Regions from separate parts of the Homo sapiens genome. Here regions 1 and 3 are each linked to region 2. Evidence: chromatin loops called from intact Hi-C (ENCODE). Cell type or tissue: Caco-2. All regions are shown on one strand. Each heading gives the region's core, and the rest is flanking DNA. Links, peaks and the distances in the headings are about the cores only. Region 1 has its middle 71 kb from the start of GLS. Region 2 overlaps NEMP2 (nuclear envelope integral membrane protein 2). Region 3 overlaps NEMP2-DT (NEMP2 divergent transcript).

Evidence for each region. Peaks named below come from ENCODE experiments on the same cell type or tissue, not always from the same donor. Only the 100,000 strongest peaks of a DNase experiment are listed, where the experiment ranks them.
Region 1: a loop joins it to region 2, with 5 times the contacts of the local background. A loop is called at or near these places in 26 of 110 quality-filtered maps.
Region 3: it touches region 2 in a loop (6-fold over the local background); 4 of 110 quality-filtered maps call a loop at or near these places.

The regions. Positions count from the first base shown.
Region 1 is chr2:190,805,807-190,813,046 of GRCh38, forward strand. No RefSeq gene overlaps it. Among named protein-coding and RNA genes, the nearest start is that of GLS, 71 kb to the right of the region's middle. In Caco-2, for the core only: no CTCF peak of the experiment used is centred there; DNase peaks (open chromatin) are centred at 3,425 and 3,815; H3K4me3 peaks cover 579 bases.
Region 2 is chr2:190,526,821-190,534,060 of GRCh38, forward strand. All of the region lies in intron 1 of NEMP2 (nuclear envelope integral membrane protein 2), which reads right to left. Among named protein-coding and RNA genes, the nearest start is that of NEMP2, 4.3 kb to the right of the region's middle. In Caco-2, for the core only: no CTCF peak of the experiment used is centred there; DNase peaks (open chromatin) are centred at 1,751 and 3,581.
Region 3 is chr2:190,606,106-190,613,345 of GRCh38, forward strand. The region is part of intron 4 of NEMP2-DT (NEMP2 divergent transcript); the gene reads left to right. It also overlaps a transcript of NEMP2 not described here. Among named protein-coding and RNA genes, the nearest start is that of NAB1, 39 kb to the right of the region's middle. RefSeq lists an enhancer at 1,485-2,684. In Caco-2, for the core only: no CTCF peak of the experiment used is centred there; DNase peaks (open chromatin) are centred at 1,056, 2,034, 2,956 and 3,436.

The sequences.
Region 1 (7,240 bases), core at 979-5,978, 280 kb after region 2:
CTGATAGGAATGAATGACGAAAGGCATATAAGGGTTGCACAATGTAGGAAAAATCATGCGTTGAGAGACCCAGCAAAGATTAGTTTTTCTGCTCCAGCTTGCTGCACTTATTGGAATGGAGTCAAGTAGTACATCTATACTCAGTGGGAACTCTGATTGAATATCAGTTATGATTGCCAGGAGACACTCTGATTCAAGCTAAGTGTGCCCTTAGGGTTCTGGTGTTGCAAACTCGGTGGTTTATTGGCCATTGCTGCAGTAAAAGACCATTATGAGGGTGAACTAATTCTGCCTTCTTATCTGCTGCCCACCATGAATCAAATCAGGTTGTTTAAGCTAGCCCAGGGTCCAGCACAGAGTGTTGCACAAAGAAGGTATTCAGTAAATATATATTGAACAGAATCCTTGTGGCACCACGATACCAGTTACATCAAAGGTTGGAGTTTAATTGAAAGATATATTTACTGGGCCCTGTATTGAGGACCAAGCAGCCCTTCCAAGCACTGGATGCCCATCTGCTGTAGCTTTTCTCCAGGTAACTCAGGAGTAGGAGTTTTAGGAAGTTTGAGTCCTAATGTGCCCCCCAAAAAACTAGCTGCATTTTCAGATTATAACTCTGGCTTACCACCATTTACTTATGGCAGCTTGTGAAAAATCACATTCTATTGATATTCTTAAAGTAGAGCTACACTGGCACTTGGGCAAGGTTGGGGTGAAGAGCAAAAAAAATTAGGATTCAATATATTGGATAATTATATGGGGATTAAGCAGGTTCTGTCATTGATGGTCATTAGTTTAGTGGCCAGGCGTTAAAGAATGGTGTTAGATCTCTCTCTCTCTCCTTTTTTTTTTTTTTTAACCTTGAGCAATACTGTTTAGCGTTCTTAAAGTGATATGGACTGACTTACCCAGGTTACATGATAGTTCCCTCTTAATCAATGAATATGGATTGCTTCACTTTTAATTGCTCTAAAATCTGTAGGAGACAGATGACAGTGCCTTGTCTTCCAGGGTCACAATAACAGAACTATTGACTACTAAGAATTAATGAAAAAAATAGTTTGATAAAAAAAGAATTGTTTTAATCTGTTAAAAATGGTTTGAGAAACTTTTTTTTTTGAGACAGAGTCTCACTCTGTTGCCAGGCTGGAGTGCAGTGGCACGACCTCGGCTCACTGCAACCTCCACCTCCCGGGTTCAAGCGATTCTCCTCCCTCAGCCTCCCAAGTAGCTGGGACTACAGGAGCATACCACGCCCAGCTAATTTTTGTAGTTTTAGTAGAGACAAGGTTTCACCATGTTGCCCAGGATGGTCTCAATCTCCTGACCTCATGGTCCGCCTGCCTCGGACCCCCAAAGTGCTGAGATTACAGGCATGAGCCACTGCACCTGGCCTTAAGAAACTTTTATAATATTCTCCTATTTACTATGAATTTTAAACCACATGCATTTTTCTGTCTACTTTAAGATAAATTATTGTTAAAGAAAAAATAAAATTACAGAGATGTTATTTATATTTACTTTTAAGAGAAAGTAGTCAGAGTCATGTGATCATAGGAATAGACATTTTCTATCTAGCCTAGCCTGAGAATTAGGTGATATGCCATATTCTTCCTGTGCCATCTAGTGGGAGACTCAAATGGTTTTATGTGAGTTTTGTATAGATTGTCATTAATTTTTTAAACTTTTCATTTGTAGCAAATCAACCAGATTAATAACTGGTATATATCAAATTAGAGGTGGAAACCAAAACTGAAACAGAGAAAACAAAGTACAAACTATGTCTTCTGTTACAAACAACTTTATGGCAGGGTGTGCTCAAGCTTCCAGCTCTCATCACTAATGATGCCAATGGAGAGTCCATGGATAAAATCTAGGCAATAACCAGTATTGGTAAATCATGATAGTATAATATGATGATGCATCTGATTTAATCAGCCAAGAACATCCTAAAGACAGTATTCCTAGATTTAAATAGAATAGAATGCCTTTCACATGCTGTTTCCTGTCTTTACACTTCCCTTCTCTGCATGATGAAATTTTGCTCATCTTTCAAGAGTCCTCAGGCCTTTGATAGCTGTATGCTTCAGTGAATTAGAAAAGATCATGTATCATCTCCTCTGTGAAACTTGTCTTTTTTCACAATCTGCCTGCATATAATACATAGATAAACAGACACAGACACACACACTGCAGCAGGTCTAAATGGTCCCTGCCTGTTGTTCCAGAGTACTTTGTGCGCATGCTTCTGTTACCACATTAACTCATATGATAGTTTTCACAGATTGAGCTGCTTGAGGACAAGGGTCATGTGTTCATCTTTGGGTTGTACACCACCTTGAATGAATGAAAGGACAAAAGTCTTTATAGAGTCATCACTGCTGCCCATTTCTCTGCCTCACTTGGTTGTAGAAGCCACTTACATCCAAGTTCCAATGACTGGGCTGCGGACAGATGAAGAATAACAGTGTGTGTGTAACAGGGAAAGACAAAGCATGGAGGGAGAAAAGGGAGTAACAAATCAGTAGGAATAGTGTTCCAAGGGATCTATGATGAGCTTCGCCATGCTGTACCTTCTCCCTCCACCCTTAGCCCTCATCTTCCCTAACCCTAAGAGACAAACTGTCTCACAGTTGAGGCGTTGGCTTTGTTCCACTTGTGCATACTGCCCATGGACAGCAGTGATGGTCACAGAGGACTCAAGTGCTGATAATGATGGTTTAGGTGGCAGTGAAGAAAAAAACTATACAATTGTCCGTAAACCAATGCATATTTGTATATGAAGCCTGTCACTTAGGTCCAATTCCAAATACCTGGCCTTTCTGGACATTCTCTTTTACTGGCTTAAAGTAGGTATGAGGGATTTTCCCATGACCATGTTCCAGAAAGAACAGTCACCCCTCCTGGGACCTCCTGAGAGAAGCACCATCAACAGACTACTGCAGCCTCAAAGAGCTACTTCATCTTTAAACTCCTACAGCACTTACTGGCATGGTCTAGTCCTGTTAGATAGTATCTTGATTCATTGTTCCATTTGCATTGGGTCTCCTGATTGGACTGTAAGCCCCCTGAGGTTAAGAGCCATATCTAATGCTTCCCTCCAGAGCTCCTAGGACAACAGAGTAGAGTGAGGGTCTTAGAATAATATATATTCTGACATTGGTTAACTGAAAAACAAATACTCAATTTATTTTTTATATTATTTCATATATGACATTATTTTATATTATTATATCTTTTTTTTCCCATCCATTCTCACATCTTTCATGCCCATTGCCTCTTTTTTCCTATACCCCATTCCTCTTTCACAGGGCATTATCTTCCAAAGAGTCCTAATGACCCAGCTCTGCCACAGCCACCATGGTAAGTGAAGTCCAGTGCAGAACAAGGTAAACAGACACAATCCTGCCCTGGAGAGACTGTCATACTGAGTAGACCCACAGTCAGAGGACACAGAGAGGAGAGGAAGCAATAAACAAAAATTCCATTGAGCTGGTAGGGTCATAAAGTGTGTTGCAACCATACTTCAAACAAGGTCAGCCCAGAACTAACAGAAACTCTATGATTAGCACCATCTCCTTCACTTCCTAATTGCAAACACGAAAGACACATTCCTTCTCTATTTGTGCTCTGGCCTGGTAAGAATGGGAAAGCAACTTAAACCCATTTGAGGTTATAATTGCTTTTTTTTTTATGTTTACAAATCTTATTTTATCAAGTAGTCAGTTGTTCAGGCCGAGAGAGTGTAGGACAAATTTTTCTTTCAGCGTGAACACGTGAAGTACACGTGAGGTCTGTAGGGTATGGAGGAGGCCTCAGGGGATGAATCATGTGGTCTAAGGTCCACAACTAGGAGGTTGTTCAGGGCAAATTGCAGAGTGAGAGAACTGCAGGCAGGAGAAGATTTCAAATATTCCAGTCCCCACTTCAGAAAATGGCATCTCTGTATTTTCAGTGAGTTCAAGCTGAAAACCTTGCACTTTTGATTTATCTCTCCTGTCACATCCCCATTTAATCTAATGGCACATCTTGCTGGTTTGGGGGAAAATTCTTCCAAAATATATCTAGTATCTCCAGTTTCCACCACTCTAGTGCCACCCAGGTAATCTATGCCAGCCCCCAGTCCCATTAGAACTTCTGCAGTAGCCTCTACCTTGGTCTCTCTGCCACCCCCTTCCACCTCCACATAGCAGCCAAAATGATGTTGGCAAAGCATGAGTCATGTATCATTTAAGGTAATAGTAGCTACTGTAACAAGGAAATCCCCACATTTGAATAATACACATTTTGTGTTCCATTTTTTATTGCTCAGGGAATAGTTCATGTGGGGACTCCTTGTCAATGCCAGGCTGGGAGAGGGAGAGCCCAGTCATCTTAATACATGGAATCAACACCCAGCTGGTAGAAGGGCGGAGAGAACATGAAGCAGGCATATCTGCTCCTTCAATACCTCTGCCCAAAAGTCACCCATAAATCACTTCTGCTCTCCTTCCAATGGCCAGAATTCATCTATGACATCTCTAGATGCAAGGAAGTGCGCTGGCTGGGCAGCTGCTTCCCTACAACAACTTCACAGCTTCACAACTCCACAATTCTATAACTCTACAACTCCAAAATTCCACAACTCTACAACTCTTTAGTGACAGCTGCCATCTGTTCAAATGTGAGGTGGGTCTTATCGCTCGCCTGCTTACCACTGTCCAAGAGCTTCCCATCTAACTAAATAAAAAATTAAAATCCCAGCACTTTGGGGGGCTGAGGCGGGAGAATTGCTTGAGCCCAGGAGTTTGAGACCAGCCTGGGCAACACAGGGAGACCACCCCCTAACACAAAAGTTAGTCGGGTGTGGTGGCATGCATTTGTAGTCCCAGCTACTTGGGAGACTGAAGTGGGAGAAATGCTTGAGCCCAGGAAGTCAAGGCTGCAGTGAGCTGTGATTGTCACTGCATTCCGCCTGGGTGACACAGTGCAACCCTCTCAAAAAAGAAAGAAAAAGAGAGAAAGGAAAGGAAAGGAAAGGAAAGGAAAGGAAAGGAAAGGAAAGGAAAGGAAAGGCAAAAGGCAAAAGGAATGGCAAAAGGCAAAAGGAAAGGAAAAGAAGAAAAGAGATCCAAAATCCGAAGCCTCCGGACCTCATACCACCCTCCTGGGCTCATTGTGCTCCAGCCTCTCTCACCCTTTTTCTGATCCTTGCTTATTCCCACCTCAGCAGTTGCTGTTTTCTCTGCCTTGAATATTCTTTCACCAGATCCCTTTTCATCAGGTAAGTAGATAGAAAATGGGACCCAGGAATTTGCACTTTAACAGGCACCCAGTGACCCTGGTGCCGACGGTCAGTGGTCTATACTTTGAGAAGCACTGGTACAGTGGTTAAGAATGTGGACTATGGGATCAGAGGGCTTGGGTTCAAATATTATGAACCCAAAGACTTGCCGAATCTCTAACTTTGGGTACTTTATTTGCCCTCTCTAATGCTCGATTTCCTCACCCATGAAATAGAGATAACAACAGAAATCACTTGGTTGCCGTAAGTAAACAGAAACTTGGTTGTTGCAAGAAACAAAAACATGGTTGCTGTAAGCAAAATGAGGTCAAATCAAGATACCAGGTCTGACACATAGTAAGTGGTACAAAGGAGTGCCTACAGATGCATCATGCAGCTTTAGAAAAAGTAGGGTGGAACTGGACAAAAGAAGATTTGAGCAAGTGAATCTTAAATGAGAAAGTGATGTGACTCCTGTGCTTCCTGGGGCTAAGGGATGCCACCATAGAGTCCTAAGGAGTGGAGGGGTATGTCGGATGGTTTGAGATGCCTGTGTCACAGTCACTCTGAGCAATGATGAAAGAAGGTTAGATCTGGGAAAGGGGGCCCTACCAGGAGCTTGTTTCACTAGGCCAGATGGAAGAAGATTCAGTTGTATGAATTGAACAGAGAGATGAGTTAGAGGGAGAAGAAAGCAGCAAGAAGCAGCAAAAGAAGGTTAACAACATGAAAACAGACCAAGGGAAAAGATTGAAGGGAAATGTGTGTTGTCTCAGGATGGGCAGGACCTACTGCAATGGAAGGGCACTAATTCCTAGATTATACCCAAGAATGCCAGTAGATACCAGAAAGTGGTAAAATAGCAAATGAAGTCATAGAAGCCAGAGTTAGTGACAACACTTTAAGGAAGTCATTATAATTACAGTTGAAAAGGGTGAACTGGTGGCATCCAGTCAAAGGTTGCAAAGATAATGGCACTAGAAATTGTCCTTTCAATTTTCCTGAAGTTGCCAGAAATATCCTAGTTGAGGGTAGCAGCTTCTAGGGATAGAAGAAGTACAAGGGGAAGGAGAACAAAGTTGATTAAAGAAAGTCAATGTCCTATATGTGGTTAAGAAGTAGATGCATTTAGTATAAAGTATATGTTCAAGGAACACAAATATACAAGAAAGAAATGGAGCAGTGGCCAGGAGTAAAGTTTGAGTCCATGTTAGTACCACATGCACATGCACTCTTTCTCTCTCCTATGAAAACTTTCCGTGGCTTCCATATAAAGTCCCTTTTACTGTCCCCTACCCCTACACTTTAAACTGACTGCTGACCTAGTTTGAGTATGATTAAAGTTCCATGTAGGTTGAGTGATCCAGGTTTTGTGGGGGCTAAAACGTATATTATTTGGCTGATCCTTCTCAAGAAAAAGAACATAAAATTAGAAATATAAAGTTAGGTACAAAAAAGAATATTTATTAAGGATAAGAAAAGGATTCATAATAAGTTACTGGAGCCTTGAGAGTCCAGGTCCCTTTCTTCTGACATGTCTCTAAGCAATTTACCCAAAATATTTACATAGAAATGCAATCTGACTTCTCTCTCTACTGACAACATTCTACAACCCACACCAACTCCCAATACTCACGGAGGCTCAAGCAATTAAGGGGTCCAAAGCTTACGTTTCTTACTTCATGGTAAACTTGCCTTTCTGTTTAGGTGTTTCTCAGCTTTATTCAGCTCTTCTTGGCTCCAAAGTGGGGCAACTGTAATATCCAATTAAGATGAAAAATTTCTGTATGTCCTCCTTTCTGTATATTAAGTAGGCATCGTTTTCGTGAAGGTGGAAAGGACTAAACACTGAACATGAGGAAAAAACCCTGTAGAGGACAGTGACTTCGGCAGACATGGCCTCAAAGCAGCTAGCAGAGGATTGAGTCCCTGAGCTTTTCCAAAATATGTGGCCACATTCCTGTCAGTACAAATATT
Region 2 (7,240 bases), core at 1,126-6,125:
AATTTGGCTGGAGACAGATGTAGATACCTAAATATATATGTATGCTATATATAATGTATAATACAACTCAACATAACTGAGAGAAAGAGAGATATATATTAACCCTCTGTGTTACAGAGGGCTAATGTAAAATGCCACAAGAAAACTAGAAAGTAATGATGTTCATTTTCTTCTGTGGTCGTTGCTGTATTTGGATTTGAAATGAAGTGGAATGAAAGTCGTAAGTTCTTCCGGATTCAAGATAGAGTGTCACCTCCACATCTGTTCTTTAGGAAACAGGAACAAGGAACACTTATGGGTACACAAAGAAATGGGCTTTACATCCAACCCCTGACTCCTTTAAGGAAAGTGTGGTCAGTTGTTCCTCCTGAAAAACCTGAAATGAAGCTAGAACAACTTGCTACACCAAAGTTGGGGAAGGACTGAGTAAACAGTAACTACTAGTAAACAATCACATCCATGTAGGGAATAATACTGAATATGCTCACACAAGGCCCTGGTCCTGGCCTGAAATATCCTTAGCATTAAGTTGGAGAAAAGTGAAGACAGACTTGGGGAAAGGATCCTGGGAATGCTCGCCATCTCCCAGAACACAACTCCATAAAAGGGAGGGTTTTCCGGTGGCCACACGAAGCAGCAAAATTACACAAGGACCCAACGTATTCAACTGTGACAGTCAAATCAGTCATCTTTACTCTTCACATTATGATAAAATGCATATGTTTCTAAATATATCAAGAAATTTGCAGAGTTTGAGAGTCCAAGATGCAAATACAAGAATCCAGGTGAAAAGCCAGTAAAAACCACAAGAAGGAACCTCTAGAGCAAAGGTCCCCAACCCTGGGGCCAAGGACCAATACCAGTCCATGGTCTGTTAGGAACAGGGCTGCAGGAGGTGAGCGGTGCGCGAGGCGAGTGATCATTACCACCTGAGCTCCACCTCCTGTCAGATCAGCAGTGGCATTAGATTATCATAGGAGCGTGAACCTTACTGTGAACTGAGCAACCTAGGGATCTAGGTTGCATGCTTGTTATGATAATCTAACTAATGCCTGATGATCTGAGGTGGAACAGTTTCATCCCAAAACCACCCCAACCCCACTCCTATCCTGTGGAAAAACTGTCTTCCATGAAACTGGTCCCTGTTGCTAAAAGGTTGAAGACTGCTGTTCTACAGGCTCTCTGTTAAATACAGGATACTAAAAATGAAAAACATGCTCCTGCATGGTGTGTCCATGCACAAGAGCCAAAAGAAGAATTCACAACCAGGGCTATGAATACACAAAGCAACCAATGCTGAGGCACATTTTTGAATATATCTGAGATGCAAATGACTTCTGGCCAAGGGCAGCATAGGGGGAAGTGCAGTCCCAGGGATATCAAAGGGCTGGCAGCTACCTATAGAAAAGAAGAATGTCAAGGAATGTAGTATATAACCTGGAAGATCCTGAGCAACTGCAATGAGAAGACATGAGAACACATTAAATGCTCCCAGTTAGTAAGCAGCAGAGGTGTGGGGATCAGATCTCTGGATTCACCTTGTCATGTTCTGCCTTTGCACAGCCTCCTCGGGGGGGTCTCTAAGCATGGCTAGAGTTAATAACTTTATACTGGGAGTCCTCAAACAAAAGTGATTCCTACCTATCGTTGGAAAGGGAGTGCATTCCAGCAGGGCAGGTGAAGAGCATGAAGTCTCAGGTACACGGACCCAGCAGCCCAAACTATGATAATAATGTTTACTTCCAGACAGGTCTTTCTTCACCACCCATGTGCTCAATGCTAGATGGGCTTTTCTTGTGGGTGCCTCCAAAGGTCCCTCACTGCAATTCTTCTAGTGAGTGCTGCTACTTCAAGGGCTAAATCAACTCTCATAGAACAGTTCCCTTTTGTTAATGGTCTGAGGAAATAACCTTTTGGTGGGGCCTGAGTTTTGCAATCAAATGCTCTCTTCAAATAAGGTTCTTTCCACTTGATCCTAAGACTGTCTCCTAAATCATTCCAAACCTGGAGCTCTTAAGAGCAAGATGATGCAATTTAAGTATAGTGTATACTGCAGTTTCAACATAGGAATAAATGCTTCTCTCTTACCCAAGCCACATTCCTCTTGCACTAGGATGATGTAATAGCCTTCTATCTGGCTGGTCTCCCTGCTTCCAGAATTGCTGCCCCCCAACTACCATGTTTTCCCCTACAACACACTTTTCAATTAGCAAATAGATCTTTTTAAAAACATGAATTGGGCCCGGGTACAATGGCTCATGCCTGTAATTTCGCTTGAACCTGGGAGGCGAGGTTGCAGTGAGCTGAGATCACACCACTGCACTCCAGCCTGGGCGACAGAGTGAGACTCTGTCTCAAAACAAAAACAAACACAAACAAACAAAAACATGAATGGGAACCCATCATTTACCTGCTTAAAACCCTCCAATGGTTTCCTTTTACACCATTAATAAAATCCCCCTCCCTTCCAGGGACCTGAGTGCCTCTATGACCTTCCCTCCTCCACCTTCCCTCCCAGCCCACTGCTCCAGCCACAGCTGGCCTTCCTGTCCTCAAGATGCCAGCGAGCCCCCACATAAAGTTTCCTCAGTCTGCTGCAACCTTCTTCTCCCAGATCTTGGCAGAGCTCATCCCTTCCAATCACTGATATACTCTATCAAACACTCCCTTCTCAGAAAGGCCTTCTTTGACCCCACTGTCTAAACAAACACACCCCAACCACTTCCACCTGCTTTATTCTTTCTTCATATTACATATATATTTATTAGCTTATACTCTGTCTCTCCATGAAGTCAGGGACATTGCATGTTTATCACTGTAACCCCCAGAACTTAAATATTTATCTTTTGTGTGTAGCTTGTGGTTCAAGAGGACTAGTGGGTTATTTAGGCATGTGTGGCCTACCAATGGAAGTCCAGCCAATCTTTGTAAGAGCCTGGCCAGGAATAGTCAGCACCGTAAAAGAAGGTGCACTCTGGCCCTCCCTTGAAACCACCTGATGTAGTAGGATGCCCTTGCCAGCCTGTGCCACTGCCATCCCATTTACAGAACTGACAAAGCATGAGGGCCAGTCTGGAAGCCACAGGCTGCACTTCCCCCTTGCCCTACCCCATGGCCAATACATCCATAGCTAGAGGGTTGAGTACTGTAACCCTTAACATCCTCTGGACTGGGGATCATCTTCTTGCCCCTCACTGGATAGAGGAGGTCAGAAAGAATAGGTGGCATTAAGCTTCTTTTGTTTGACTCATATATGATACATCAGTGTATTCTGGGTAAGGGATCTGCCAGTTAGAGGAAAAGAACTTGTTCTGCATTTCCCCTCAGTCTTCAACCAGATTAAGGACAGCATAGAAGGAAGGAGGTTGTCCTGACTGTTCATGCCTATAGACACGCTAGTAAAAGCATGTTGCAGTGTTTTCCCTCGAATTCTCCAGAGTGGCCTCTGGCTTTTGAGGTGAAGCTGATGTGGAATTTACACAATCCATGAGATTCCACAAAGTGTCAGTGCTTCATGGTGTCCTCTGGCTGCCCTTTTTTCTTATCACCTCTCTCCCGAGGTGAATGAGTCTCAAACAACCCACACAGGAATTCCTAAATATCTAAGGGACCATAAATTCAGCCATAAGAAGCCACAAGCCTAGCTTCAAGTCAGTTCATTAAGCCACGGGCTATTTGGACTAGGCAAAAGACAGTGATTGTCACAAGACTGTTATCACAGCTGGCCCACTGTTCTCTCTAGAGAGAACAGATCTTCCAATCTTAGATTGATTATAAAGGCTGTATCTTTCTTAGGTCTCTCCTCCCTTTAGCAATCTTCTTCTAGAGCCATTTCACTGCTCGGTTTCAATCATGTCCAATGGAAACAGGAAACAGAGCCAGTTTGACTGCTTATTTGAACTCTATGGCTGATTATGCCCTGACACTGAAGGCTATGAAGCTGCCTGCATGTCTGCGGGTTTCATTTATTCATGAGGCCCCAGTTATTGCTGGTTAATTCTACTAGGATAGAACCTCCGGTAGCAGATGTAGGCAAACTCAAATGTATCAAAACAACAACGGGCCAGGTGCTGAGGCTCATGCCTGTAATCCCAGCACTTTGGGAGGCCAAGGCAGGTGGATCCCTTAAGGCCAGGAATTTGAGACCAGCCTGGGCAATATGGTGAAACCCTGTCTTTACCAAAAATAAAAAATTGGCCAGGATCATAATTCAGTCTCAAAAATAAATAAACATTTAAAAATTAGAACAAAAACAACAACAATCCCCTTACAATGCAATCCAGGAAATGAAACAGAATTTCTAGGAATTTTTAAAAATCTAACAATAATCATTCATTTGGTCAAAAGGGAACAATACCTGCCTAGGGAAAGCTACTGCTTCTACTTGAGGCTGAGGTATTTAATATGTCCGTACCCTGGAAGGTGCTCCATAACCTAGGTAATCACTTCCTCAAGCCTGAATCAGATCGGGAGAAAGATCTGGAAGTGTAGGCTATCCCAGGTTTGCCTCAACCCTCAAGGACTGAGGAGTATCTGTGGGATCAACCCTGAATGCCATCCTTACTATGGAAAGACAGGTTTCTAAGCCTGGAAGGGCATCATTTTCCTTAACTTCTTGCAATCCTCAGCAGGCTCTTTGATGCTTTCAATTAACCTGACTTCTAGAGAACAGTATATTTCTGGATAGTTGTGCCCAAATTTCTAAGATGTTACAGGAGGCATTAATTATTTACATTACCAAAGGATTCAGAAAGTCAGGGTTCCCTTAACCAATGAGATAGATTCCTTAGTTCATTTTAAATACCACTCAATTTATGAATATTCAATTAATCTAATTTTAGAATTACATATCTAGTATAAAAAAGGGACAGCTACATATCACCTAATTATAAGCTCAATTATCTCCTTTGTAGTACTTTTGTCATTTATTAGTTTTCCTAAATGTAAGTATATGTTTAAGTTAAAGAGTTGAGTCATATATACGGAAAAAAAAACCTCAGTCAAAACATCAGAAAAGAGCAGGCAGTACTTAAACCTACTTACAGAATATGCTAAAAATAAAAAGCACAAACACCTCAAATCTTAGCAGAACCTAACTCCCAACACAAAAATATCTCACCAATGTTCCTCCTGAAAACTGACATGGCCCTCATATGGGGAAAAAAAATATCTTCAGATGAAACTAGAATGGAATCATAATATAAACACTTATTAACTTATATGACAAATTTCCCCATTTTCCCTATAACTGTTTTTCTTTGGGGACAAGGAAGGGGAGGGAGAAGAGTAGGAAACACAAAAAGCAAAAAACCAACAAGTCTTAACTTGTGAGAAGTCAAATGGACTCAGGATTTTTCTTACTATTTGTTTTTTGTAAATACACATTTTCAAAGGTGTTAACGTGAGGCACCAAAGTGATAAAGGTAACTATTCTCTTAACCTCAGTTTTTTTTAACCTGAATATTCATCTTTTTCTTTCTCCAAGAATATGAGAATGAAACTGGAATTAGTATATACTCATGCACACTCAGGTCTTTAACTTCAAGTTCAAATCTTCACAGATGAATCTTAAAGCTGTGGTGTCAAATGGACTGTTATAGTTTAAGCCTGGAAAGCCACTGACAGGGCCTGAACTTCATCTCAGGACAACACATGGTTTCTAGGGACCTCACTAACTGGGTGAAAATTATGGGAAACTCTTGAAGTTTCTCCTCTCAGTCAGACAACTACCTGCTCCTCCTGTGTCAACTGTCTCTGACTTTCCTCCAAATAGAGTGACAGAAAGCTGGGGTTGGTCTGAATGTTCTCCATTCCATTGAAGTGTGTGTTATTCAAGACAAAATTTTAGAACAGGAAGGCACCTTAGGTATCACTAATCCAAGCCCCTCGCTTAAAGGAAGTACCAGCTGTTTCCTCTCAGGGTCCTCAAGAAACCATAGACTTTTAAAGAGCAGCTATGGTTCTTAAGCCTAGTCTAATCCAGGGCTGCCAACAGTGTCACTGGCACACTACCAGATGCTGGGCGCTTCACAGTCCGTATTGGAAAGCCTACCGGAATGGCAGGCATCCCTCTAAGGCTACAAAAGTTGCCATTCTTCTTAGCTGTGGACTAGTTTTATCAAGTCAGTGGGCATCCTGCATGTCTCAGGCAGAACAGAAGCTCCAATAAGTATTTATGTGTGTCTTTGATTAACAAAGCAGAGAAGCAGGCTGTTACTATTATACTAAATGCGGTAACATAAAAACTTTAAAAACACCAGGTTCACTGAGGTGAGGAAAATACTGGAAACTCTTCAGTAAAAACATCTTCATTTTACTCAAGAGAAAACTACGGTCCATAAAGACTCTGTGCCTGGACCAAGGTTATACCACAAGTTGTGGCTGAAGGAATGAGTGGTCTAGAACCCAAGGTGCTGGGTGCTGGTCTAAGGCTACTTCTAATTTTCTCGCTGTTGCCATGCCCAGAAACCTTCCTGCTTAGACAGATTTGTGTTTTATTTTTTCACCAGCATAAAATTGTTGTATTTCTTACTACCAAACCTTCGTTTTCTCATCTGTAAAATGGGTATAAAATGGTGCTTTCCCGCATAGGGCTTCTATGGGTATTAAATATGATAGATACTGCAGTTAAAGCACTTATAACACTGCCTAGCACATACTGAACACTCAAAAAATTTCTCTTCAATGAAAACTGGAATCCAACACTTCCCCAACATATAACTCACTGCAAGATTCCCTCAGTTGGGAGCTGTGGCAGAATCTGATAATGACCTCATCAACATCCAGTCTCTCATTCATCCTTAGATAAAAAACCGCGGTATAACCGGAGGGAGGGCCATGCCCAGCTAAAAGAATACACTTGGCAGCCTCCCTTGAAACCAGGGTAGCCAAAGCAAGGAAGGGAAGTTGGTAGACAGTGCACCCAGGAAATCTTTTAAAAGATTTTATGAGGGGAAAAAAAAAAAGAAACAGAAATGTGAAGCTCATGGTAAGTTAGCGGCAGGTCTGGAGTTGGAACTCTAGGTTTCTGACTTCCCCAGGTGTCCTTCCCAGATCCTTCCCCAGTGTGCCAGCATCTTAAGCCCACTCCGTGGCGAGCCCCTACAGCTAGCAGCCGCTACCAGTTCTTGCTTCCTGTGTGCCAGGCATTGTGCACACGAACACCACAAGAACCTTGTGAGGCCTCATTACCTGCCGCTCACGTGGGACCGTTATGTTTACTCGCTCAAGGTCACAACAG
Region 3 (7,240 bases), core at 1,019-6,018, 79 kb after region 2:
TCACAGTTAAGCTAAGGCCGGACCAAAATAGGGAAGATTACAGTTTGTCTTTTCTTTCAGTGGCCTTTTTTTCTAACTTCCTTTTTCCTACTAGTTACAGCCCCTCTCCTCCTTTTAGATTCCCAGTGACCTAAATTTTTCCTGTCCTCTTCCCCAAATCAGGAAGGCTCTGGAAACATCACTTGTGTACCAACTGAAACTCCCAGCTCTGCGGCACACTAGCTGTGATCCTGGCCAAGTTCACTTGTCTGAAATTAGTTCCTCATTTCGAACATGAAAAGTATCGTATCTGCCTCCTAAGGTTGCTGTGAAAGTTCAACAAGAGGCCAGGCATGGTGGCTTACGCCTGTAATCCCAGCACTTTGGGAGGCCAAGGCAGGCAGATCACCTGAGGTCAGGAGTTCAAGACCAGCCTGGCCAACATGGCAAAACCCCGTCTCTACTAAAAATACAAAAATTAGCCGGGTGTGGTGGGGCAGGACTGTAATCCCAGCTACTTGGGAGGCTGAGACAGGAGAATTGCTTGAACCTGGGAGGCAGAGGTTGCAGTGAGCAAGATCGTGCCACTGCACTCCAGCCTGGCGACACAGTGAGACGCTGACTCAAAAAAATAAAAAAGAAAAGAAAATTCAACAAGAAACTCCAAGTAAAGCATTAGCACAATCCCAGGCATATAATAATAGCTCAATTAATTTTTTTTAAAAATGCCTTATTTATACAGATATGCTAATTTTTCCCAATGCATTTACTTTAAGAATTTCTATTTAATTGTGGAGCAAATGACCTCTTATTAAAGAAATCTTATTCAAATAAGACCTACTGGCAGCTTCCTTGGTGCCTGGCTTCCTACCTTGTACCGGGAATGCAGGGAGGAAGACTTGATCCCTGCTCTGGTGTGCTGATCCAGAGTCCTCAGTATAGGTGCTGACATGTGAGGCACTTCCAGGGTTCAGAGTGGAGGCATCTGAACAGCCCATGGCGGGTGCTGAAGGCAAGTTTCCCAAGAAGGGGTTCACGAGGGCTGGAATCAGTCAGAGGAATGTAATCTTGTCAGCGGAAACATGAGCAAGGGAATAGGAGTCAGGGTTTGACAGGAGAGGATAAATGACAAGTCATTTGGTTCAGCTGCAGCTTGGGTATGTGTAGGAGGGAGTCAGAAAGATGAGGCTGGAAGGATAAGCAGGTGGCCAAATCTCAGGGGCAACAGCAAGTGGGTGGTAAGGAGTGGGCTGTGGTTCTTCTAGCCCAGTAAGGCTCAACTGCGTTTGCATACTGGAATCACTGGGAGCTTTTAAAAATACCAAAGCCATGACCCTAGACTATTACACAGGAACTACTATGGGCAGAACTGAAGCATCATTTTTTTTTAAATCCAAAGTGATTCTAATACACAGCCAAGATTGAGAAATGCTACAGTCTAGCCCCTGAAATCACACCAACCCAGATTTGGCTGCCAAGTAACTCAGAGTAATTGTGGACCTTTAGCATGGGCAGGAAACCAAAAGCACATCCAACCTTACTCCTGTATTTTTAAAATTAATTAATTTTTATTGTGGTAAAATTAGACATAACATAAATTTACTATTTTATCCATTTTCAAGAGCACAGTTCAGTGGCATTAAGTACAGTCAGTTGCCGTGCAATCATCACCTCCAGCCATTTCCAGGTAAAATTACAAAGGCTTTTCATTTTGAAGTACAATCTATTTTTCTTTTGTTGACTCATGCTTCTGATAGCATAACCCCTGTATTTTATAGATGTGAACACTCATTCCCTCAGGGTGGGCTTCCCTGGAAACAGACTCTGAGATGAAGACTGGTGTACAGTAGTCACTCCTTATTGGTACTTTTGCTTTCTGCAGTTTTAGTTATCTATGGTAAACTGCAGTCCAAAAATATTAAATAGAAAACACCAGAAATAAATAATAAGTTTTAAATTGTGTGACGTTCTCAGTAGGGTGTAAACTTTCAAGCTGTCCTGCTCTGTCCCACCCAGGATGTGAATCATCCCTTTGTCCCCCGTACCCACGCCGTACACGTTCCCCATCCGTTAGTCACTTTGTAGCCATCTTGGCTATCAGATTGTTGCAGTATCGCAGTGCTTGTGTTCGAGTAATCCTTATTTTACTTAATAATGGTCCCAATGTGCGAGAGTAGTGATGCTGGCAATTCGTATATGCCAAAGAGAAGCTATAAAGTGCTTCACTTAAGTGAAAAGGTGAAAGTTCTTGACTTAACAAGGAAAGAAAAAAAAATTGCTGAAATTAACAAAATTTATAAGAACAAATCTTTTACCCGTGAATTTGTAAAGAAAAATATATTTGTGCTGGTTACAGCACCTCAAACTGTAAACGTCATGGCCATAGAGTATGATAAGTGCTTAGTTAAGATGAAAAAGGCATTCAGTTTGCAGGTGGGAGACATTAAAAGAAATGTGTTTTGATTGGCAACACGTTGCACCAGAAAGCATTGAGCCTGTATGAAGACAAGCATTGATCCCTACAGCAAGGGATCCCCTGAAACGAGTGACACCAAGCCATTTATTGCAAGTAAGGGATAGTTAACAGATTCAGGAATAGGTTTGGACTGAAAAATATATAAATTACTAGAGAGGCTGTGTCTGCTAATGAAGAAGCTGTTGCCACAGGAATACAGAACAATGGGATATTTTGAAGGAGCGAGAGAGACCACATGCGTATGATTTTACTGTAGTATAATTGTTCTATTTTATTATTAGTTATTATTGTTAATCTGTTAGCTGAACCTTATTAAAAAAATTTTATCAGAGGTACGTATGTATAAAAAGAAAATATATATAGGGTCTGGTACTATCTGCAGCTTTAGGCTCCACTGAAGTTCTTGGAATGTATTCTATGAAGATAAGGGGGACTACTGTATAGAGGGGATTACAGCATGCTCTTGGCATTGTTCCTGAACCAATATGGGGGTTGGGCTGCTATTTCTCGTGGCCCAATAATGAGATGCAGATGAACTGGGGACGAAGAGAGTATTTCTGTAACCAGTTACAGGGAGAAGGCCTGGAAATTATTGCCAGACCAACTCAAAATTACAAAGTTTTCCAGAGCTTATATACCTTCTAAGCTATATGTCTATGTGTAACTGAGTGAATTAATCTAAAGACATAAGTGATTAACTTCTTTTAATCTATAACTAAGGTCTGAGTCCTGAAGACCTTCTAGAGCCTCAGTAAGTTTACTTAATCTAAATGGGTCTAGGTGCTGGGGTGATTACCCTTATCTTGTCTCCTGCTAAATCATGGAGGTTTGGGGAGTTCCTTTAGATCTCAATAAACTTGTTTGTGGAGGCCCGAGGAGTTTCTTCAGACCCCCCAATAAAACTTGTTTAATCCTAAAAGGGTCCTGTTAAGAATTCCTTCATTATCTTGTCAAACTTCAAGGCCCATGAAAAGCCTAGGCAAAACTCTTGGTGGGCTCTTTGTTACATTCCAGCCTTTGTATAAGGGCACTGGCTCAATCAGCTTTTAATGTTTAACCTAGCTACTCAGTCAGAGCTGGGACAGTTGTTGTAATGCAGGCCTGCATTAGTGAGACCTGGCCTGCCACAATCACCACTGTCAATTTGTGCATGATTTCTATCATGCTTGTATATTTATTTATCACAAGATCATAGGGATATGGGGCATCATAATCTTTCTGGCTACTTCCTGCTGAGAGAGGGTCATCATTATGGGGACTGAATGCAGTGCTGGAGTGGAGGTGGTTGATTTGTTCCCTCTATTGGCTCTATTTCGGGGGCCTAGAATAGTATGCAACAGCAACACATATAAAGAGGTTGCTGCTGTTTTCTTCTAAAGTTTAAGTTGTCTAGTCTTAAGTTTGCAGGGCTTTACGAAAGCACAGCTCAGGTTTCAGTGATTTCCAATTAGGAAGAATGGGGGAAAAGGAAAAGAAAAAGGGAAAAATTGAAAACATTATTTTGGAGACCTGTAGCCAAAAAATTAGAATTTAATCCAAACTGTAGAAAACAATAAAAACTGAAAAAATCAGGCAAGACTAGAATTTAACAGGTATACTATAGTTTTGAAACATAATTTTTCTCTCTTCATGGTAGGACTGGTATGCTTTATTATATTTGGCCAGATTATTTGTATAAAGTGCAGCAAGAATAATTATTTTCACATAGGTCTTTTATATTGGCTTTGATGGAACTTTGTTCCATAGAAGGAATCTAAGATGAGACCTTTTTAAAGCCAAGCCCAGCCATGGATTTGTACCATCAAATACCTATGAATTGGGTGAATTCCTCTCCTCTTGAGGTTCCAAGATAACTTGGGGTTCCTGGCCTCTTGGAAAGTGACATTGTTTGCTTACCACAGATCAGAAACCCTGTACAGGGACTGTGTATGCAAAATATGAGGCCAGTTTTCCAAGGGCTTTATTGGCTCCATAAGTCAAGTTTGATTCCTTAAAGGAGAGCATACCATTCCAGTCAAAGCCCTTGGTAAAATAACCAGTTTTTCCAACTGTGTCCTCTTACGAAAGAAAACAGATTCTTGTTGCACTTATGCAAATAACTATATTGCCATAAATTAAGAATACTCGCAAATAGTTTCCAAATTTTGGAATCAGGTAGAGAGAAACAAATATGCTCCAAATTTTGTTCATAGGAGTATACTTTACTTAATTGTTAAAAGCTGTCAATAGCTCAAAAGTCTCCTTGACTCTGAAAAGCAAAACAAAGGATTAGCAACATTTTAAGCAAAAAGTCAAAAAGATCACTTCAGTCTCCTATTAGTTCAGTTCATGCAGTTAATTCCTGTCCTGCTTGATACTAATGAATATTTTAACTCTTCAAGAGTCCTGAACGTTTTTCCTCTATTCTGATGTCACATCTCCAAAGTTATCAGAAACCTGCATTCAAGAGCACCTGTTAGAGCTTTATAGCTGATTATAAAATCACCTTCTACAGAGGACCAAAACAAGACAACAATTGATTATGGATGACAAAAAGTTTTAGGGTAGCCATAGTTAAACACACAATTGACAAGGATATCTGTTACCTCTGTGGCACACAATAATTTAACACAACAATTATAATTATTACTCATAACATACACTAAGATGTATCAGAATTATAGGAGTCTCCCATAACTTTGGAACACATACAAATAACATACTTATACAAATATAGCCCAAAGAAAGCCAAACACCATTTCATATTTGACAATGCTTTCTGTATAATATTTATACCAAATAAACCAAATTTCACCTTTACGTTAGTGTGCTATTAATGTTAAACCCAATTCTTAACAAATCCTTATAGACAGATTTACCCAATTTTAATGTTTGACCATAAGGTAAGATTTTGTATAGACCTTTTATAACCCTTTACAATTTTTGTTAAAGAGCAGGTTAGTGCTTTAAGAGAAACCCACTGTGCTTTTATTTTAATGTTCAATTTACAGAAAAACTGGATGATACCCCTTTAACTTTGGCCAATATGTTTACACACAAAATTTCCTTTATAATCAACCTTCCACAACTTGTTTAAATCTTCCTCTTTATTTTATCCAACTTAAAACAGTCCTTTAACCTTTTAATCTAGGCAAAAATCCACATTCTCATGACTCCTTATAATCTTTTTACTAGAAGTATATTTTGCTTTCCTTACACACCTTGCATGTAAACTGTTTCTTCAATAGTTTTAAATATATGTTACACTGTTAACTTTTAGCAACCTTTACTTTTGGTGAAAACCTTGGTAAGTTTGGGATTTTAATTATGTACTAGGTGTGGAGCCTTGGACCTAGGCAGAAATGCAGATAAGGTCCGACTTATTCCAGTTTCAAACTCCATGTGTCCCAGGCCTTACCTAGCTGTACACCAGGCAAGTTGTACAGCTAAGAGTCTTAGTGGCATTTTTATAAAACATTCAGGAGGCCTAATCACCTTCAAACTGTACATTTCTTTCCTTTCATAAATTCCCTTTCATAAATTCTTTCATGACTACACAGACAAGCTATGACATGCCTTGACTTGACTTTCTGACTTGTCCTAAACATCCCTCTTTTTTTTTTTTTTTTTTTTTGAGATGGAGTCTCGCTCTGTCACCCAGGCTGGAGTGCAGTGGCATGATCTCGGCTCACTGTAACCTCTGCCTCCCAGGTTCAAGCGATTCTTCTGCCTCAGCTTCCTGAGTAGTTGGGACCACAGGTGCGTGCCACCACGCCCAGCTAATTTTGGTATTTTTAGTAGAGATGGGGTTTCACCATATTGGCCAGGCTGGTCTCAAACTCCTGACCTCGTGATCTGCCCTCCTCAGCCTTCCAAAGTGCTGGGATTACAGGCGTGAGCCACTGCGCCCGGCCACATCCCTCTTTTTAAACAACCAGTTATTTTACTTTAGGACAAGAATTTACCACACAAGATCCTTCATTATATAAAATATCTTTTCTTTAATACCTTTTTGCATAGCTAGGGGCATGGCTAATTTCATGTGTCCTGAGGGCTTATCTAGAATTTAACACTCCAAAATAAATTGAACAATTTTTTAAGTCAAAAAAAGTTTATGACCTAAAGCATTTAGCAAACTTAATATTTGACCTGCATAATTTAGACCAAATGTTTACATTTTTGAAGATATTTTTATTTTACCAATAGACTTTAAAACTCTCTTTATTTTTACAACTTACTTTATATCTCTCTTATTTCCTGGTTCCTTTTACCTTGTTTTATATATAAAAAACCTTTAAATAAGCTTTGAATTAGACAAAAATTATTTACCCTTTAAAAAGGACACAATTTTTAGAATGAATGTTTTCCTACAATATATTTTAATTGGAAAATACCTAAATAATGAAATATCTGTTGTTTAATTTAATATAACTTTGGATTCTGCAAATATTTGTCCCATTACATTTATCTAATTATTTATTTTAATCATTTACCTATGTTATTTATGAAAACTGTGATAGTCATCATTAAAAGTTATGAAATCACCAATGCAAAATTATAACTGAGAGAGTGAAAATGATCTGACCTAACTGACTCCATCTTACTTCTTACCTTAAAGCTATTCTTATTCATTAACTAAGGTCATAGTTTAGTTTTGAAACAGAGATGATAACAGTCCTTTCCCAGGATGAACTTTCTTTATGTCTGTGGAATAGACTGCCTAAGGCCACAAGATTAGGGTATTTTACTAAATAATTCAAGATGTAGCTATCTTCATTAAACCAATATTAATGTTTTATTAAAAAC